2 separate regions of the Homo sapiens genome follow, and region 1 is linked to region 2. A link is an interaction called in ENCODE POLR2A ChIA-PET data of the cell type or tissue named here. Cell type or tissue: PC-9. All regions are shown on one strand.

Region 1 (2,500 bases), 99 kb before region 2:
AAAGACAATCCCCATCAAACAGCGGGAGAAGTGTGAAATTTGCAAATGAGCCCCTGGTTAAACAAAAACACCAATCTGTTCCCAGAGAGCTCAGGGTGGCCACCTGTTTGGGACTGGTGGCAAGTTCTGGTTACCAATGGAAGAAACAATACTGGAGCAAGCAGTGGCAGCCCCCTCTCGGGCCCTGGTCCCCACCCTCGAGCCTATATTTAGTCTGCTCTTTACGGAAAATGTCCCAACCTCGCACACAAACAAGCTATCTGGCTGGTTACTCAAAGAATCCATTAACGATCTCTTCTGCAGGGGGTGGTATTTGTTTTCCTTCCCTCCCCAGGCCCCAGACACAAGCACGATACCCACTTCTGGCCATGGTCTCTTGTGACCAGAAAAGCCCTGGAAGATAGAGGGACTGGACCCCACGGACAATACCAACCCTGCCTCTGATGGGTCATCACTGCATCTTGGGAAAGACAGCCCACACTATGAAAAGGGACCCCCAAATCCCCCTCAGCCCCTCAGAAGCACAGAGCTTCCAGAAGGCCAGGGCTCACCGCAGCACACACAAAGCACTTGTACCCCTGAATAAAAATAACAGATGCTGCAAAGATTAGAGATTAACATCTGTAGAGTGCATTTTGTTTCTCGGAGAAAGGTACTTAACAAAGGGAAGGAATTATGTAGCTAAGCACCAGATCAGAACCTCAAACCCTGGATTTTAAAAATAGCTAAGCCTCATCCGCTTTGCCAGACTCAATCACTTAAGCTAAGGACGTGAAGGCTGGAGGATTGGGATGGGGGCGGGGAGGGGGACACAGGTTTGCTAGAGTGTAGAGAAACATAAGACGAAACGAAATCAGTGGTTAAAACAAGCCAGAGTGAGACTCACAAACTATAAACACCTGCAGGGTATACAGGGGGAAAAACGGATGCAAAATAAGGGATTTTCGTCTTAACAAAATAAAACGCCTGGTTTAGGCAAAAAACAAGAGGTGGTAGCAACAGGGCTGCAGGTTTTGTTTTGAAGGTTCCTGCAGCTGCCCCCACTGCTTCTCTCCCTTATGAGTCACTTCCTTCAGGCTCCTCCAACAGCTCTTTTAAGCTACTAGTAACATCTAGCTCCTGTCTTTTACAGAAACGCGCTTTCAGCTTGGAAATATTGGTAACAAAATGTGTCATCTGCCAAATTATCATATAATAAGTGAATACTGAAGAACCCAATCTAAATATACATAAGACTACATTAAAAAGCAACAATCTCCGAAAGACAAGAAGGAAAATCCGCAAAACCACAGAATGAGTCTAGAAGGAAATGGACATCAGCTGCCTCTACCTCCTAACCAGATTCTCTTGGCAATGTCCATCCGACATGCCACCGTGTCGCAGAAACGCAGCCCACTGACAGATGCCCCTGACAGCAATAACTGAGAATGGCCCCACATGGCAGGTGCACCTGAATGTATGTTCGGGGTTCTGAGCTAAGGAATCCGGGAGTGGCCAACCCAGAGATTCATTCCTTATCTATGAGGAACATCTAAACCCCCAGCCTGTCCCATGGAAAGCAGGCCATACAGGGTATTGAGGCTCTTTGATTGGTGTTAAGGTTGCTGGGTGGTGGTTGTTTGGGGGAGGGTGTTAAGCGAAAATGCTATATAAACTGCACGCTTTCTGAAAGCAAGCAGCAGCGCTTCTCCTGCCCAGGCCGCCATGGGACCACTCTGTAAATAAATTCCCCTAATAAACCCTCTGTCTTTTGTTTGCTGGCTCTAGGTCTCCTCTCCAGTCTCTTGAACCCGGTGCCATCCCTAATGAAATTTAAAGGGGTCTGGCACGACAGGCCCCTCACCCAGCATTCAGCTGCTTTTCAAACAGCATCATGAAGATCACATGAACACCAGCTTGAAACCATTCAGATCTGGTTTAAGTCCCTCGTCCACCACACTTAGCCTGCGTGACCACAAGCAACTCCCTGAGCAGCTGGCCTTAGGTGTCTTCACCTGAAACCTGCAGGGCAGGCTGATAGGAAACCTTCTCAGCTGGCTACAAGCACAGCAAGGAAGAAGAAACAACGGCCCAGAGATGATACCAAGTCAACTGGAGCTGCCTTTCCTTTACAGCTATGCTTCCAGAAGTGCGGTCCCTGGACCAGGGCATCCGCATCCTCAGGACACTTCTTAGAGAGGCACATTCGTGCGTCCTGCTCCAAACCCACAGAACTAGAAACTCGGGAGGTATGGGAGGGGCCGGCAATCTGTTTCCATCAGCCCTCAATGTGACCTGACACACACTCACGTTTGCTCTCGGTGTGACGCCAAAGATACTATATCATGGCAGTGACACAGGCTGTCACCCATTTGTCCTCTTAATATTGATTCTATGTCTGAAATTCACTTACACCCAACATAAACACCAACCTGTTGTAGACAGCTGATCTGAAAAAGCTGCCAAGATTTAGCAAGCAAATCTTTTGCTTCCCCTACCTACAGTAAAGAAAATTTCACTT
Region 2 (2,500 bases):
GATATGAATACCAGGGCCCAGATGTGAAATTAAAATCCTATTTATTCTCTTCCATACCAGGGATTTACAAACTCTTCAATAAGAGTAGGGCTGTTCTTCTATATTATGTTTTCTATATTACAATTTGCACTACAAGACTTTCTCTAAAGATTTTGCTTTATGGTCTCTGGCCCTCTGCTGTGTCCCCTGAGGACTTTCCGTAGTATTGAGCCCGGGCAACACTTCCTAAGGCCAGACTTTACAATTGCAGGGCATCCTTTTCCAAAGGTGTTTGCACCAAGGAGAGTTTCAAACTTCGATTGCTTTTAAGATCTAAAGGAAATGAACCTCAGGTGTGGTAATGTTCCAGGTCTGAGACAGGTGTTACTATAGGGACGGGGCTTCAGATCTTTTGCTTCCTGGAGAGTTGGTCACATTGTAGTCACCTGAAGCCTATTTTTCCTTTTAGCCTTAGTTGCATCCATTTAGACTCTCATTAAGGTTTAAAAAGCAGCTTTATTATTTTCAGGTACAGAGGATTCCAGCTCAGCTTATTGCCATGATAGCTACTGAGTGACCATGTCATCTTGGCCTTTATGTTAATTCATTTTGGTCTTTATACCACACACTCCAACACTGCTCACTGGGTTGGGCAAACTTATTCACAGTCTTTCCACAGTCTGTCCTTTTGTCAGTCTCCTTAAATTCAGTATAAAGGAAATATTTATTGTCTAGGAAAGAAAGGAAAAAAACAACAATAACAAAACAACCCAGAATTCAGGAATTGTGGTAGTCACTTCCTTAAAAGAAAAGGGAAACTGTCTTCTATTTTTGACACCTAAAAAAAGTTTTGTCACATATTGCCCATGAAAGTAACTTAAACTCCATTAAAAAACCCCAAAAACCAACCAAAAGCACCACCTCCCCAACCTCGTTTAACAGTATCTATTGGGAGGTTTTCTTTGGGGCAGGGTGCGAGGGTGAGAACAGAGTAGTATCGACCAGGAAGTTTTATTTTTCTTTACTTGTGTATTGCTTGAATTTTCTAAAGCGAGTTTGTATTACTTCTGTGATCAGGAAAAGCAATAAAGAGAAATTATTTCCTTGAGGGTAAAAATGTTGGTAAGGAATAAGTGTGCCTTTAGAAAACAATTTCTGGAAAGCCTTATGCAATTGCAGGTAAGCTTCTGTTGCTAGGGGGTTGCTAAGGAACATCAAGTTCCTAATAGAATCCTGAGCAGTGATCAATGGCTGCAAGAAAATGTCACATTCCTTTAATGGGCAGGAGAACATTCTTTCCTTTTGATTGAAAGGGATCCAGGCAAAGTTCAGGGTTACCATACAAGGAGGCTACTTTTGCTTTTGGAAAGCCAGTGAGAGGGGTTAGGGCCAATGGAGGTGGGAAATAGACCAGATACCCCGTGGAAGACCTGAGGCATGGAGTTTGGCATGACACAGACACATCACGTATTTCTAAATCTCACTACTGTCCTGAAAGTTAAACAATCATGATGCCATAGGCAGATAAAGAAGCTCAGAAGTAATGTGTTTGCCCAGATCCTATAGTTATTAATTACAAGCCTGGGACTGAAACCCAAGTCTGTCTGGTGCCAAAGATTATGTTTTTTTCACTGTGCTAGTCCTCGTCTGAGAGAAATGGAGAATCATTGGGGGATGACTTCTGATAAAAATGGCCAACGAAAGCTGTTGCAGAAATGAACTGAAATATTCACACTCAGCAAGTGTTACCTTTTTGTCATTAATCGGTTCTGGCATCTCAAAGCCAGGTTTAGCCTTGGAGCATTGGATTCAGGAAAGGATTAACTGTTGCAAATTATAGAGATGTATTTGAATCTACATCTCTGCATAATAGGATTGGAATAAGTTCATGAGAGTTAAGAAGTACTGATAAATGTATCAAATTAAAATTAGACATTTAAGTAATTTCAGTCACTGCTGGAGAAGGAGAAAGTTGTAGGCTGTTTTAAATGTGGGTGATTTTTTTCCCATTCCTTCTAATGGCTTCGGGAATTGGGTTAGTGACAAGGATCTGGGTCAAAGTCTACTCTTTACTTCAAATCCCCATTTTCTGCAAAGGCTTGGCTTGCCTGACAAGGACACCAATCAAGAGTCTGAGGACAGGGAATTGTATTGGAGAGGGGAGGGATTCTCCCTAAAGGCAACACTGGAAAAAGCCAAGATTCAAATGATGGGAGGATCACATGTTTAAACTCTATGCATAAATGTTGACGGACTATATTGAAATATCAAATCTAGGTGTGGTGACTCATACCTGTAATCCCAACACTCTGAGAGACTGAGGCAGGAGGATGGCTTGAGCCCAGGAATTTGAGAACAGTCTAGGAAATACAGTGAGACTCTGTCTCTACAAAAAAAATTAAACATAAAAAAATTAGCCAGGTGTGGTGGCACACACCTATAGTCCTAGTGTATTAGTCCATTCTTGCATTGCTGTAAATAACTACCTGAGACTGGATAATTTGTAAAGAAAAGAGGTTTA

The links. ChIA-PET counts read pairs that join two places held together with the same protein. Peaks named below come from ENCODE experiments on the same cell type or tissue, not always from the same donor. Only the 100,000 strongest peaks of a DNase experiment are listed, where the experiment ranks them.
Region 1: POLR2A ChIA-PET joins it to region 2 with 7 read pairs; 1 of 35 experiments calls an interaction of 5 or more read pairs at or near these places.

What each region holds. Positions count from the first base shown.
Region 1 is chr2:235,500,080-235,502,579 of GRCh38, reverse strand. The region is part of intron 1 of AGAP1 (ArfGAP with GTPase domain, ankyrin repeat and PH domain 1); the gene reads right to left. Among named protein-coding and RNA genes, the nearest start is that of AGAP1-IT1, 4.4 kb to the left of the region's middle. RefSeq lists an enhancer at 1,509-2,114. In PC-9, no CTCF peak of the experiment used is centred here; DNase peaks (open chromatin) are centred at 1,049 and 1,509; H3K4me3 peaks cover 1,158 bases; H3K27ac peaks cover 1,510 bases.
Region 2 is chr2:235,401,346-235,403,845 of GRCh38, reverse strand. No RefSeq gene overlaps it. Among named protein-coding and RNA genes, the nearest start is that of AGAP1, 91 kb to the left of the region's middle. In PC-9, no CTCF peak of the experiment used is centred here; a DNase peak (open chromatin) is centred at 1,205; H3K27ac peaks cover 647 bases.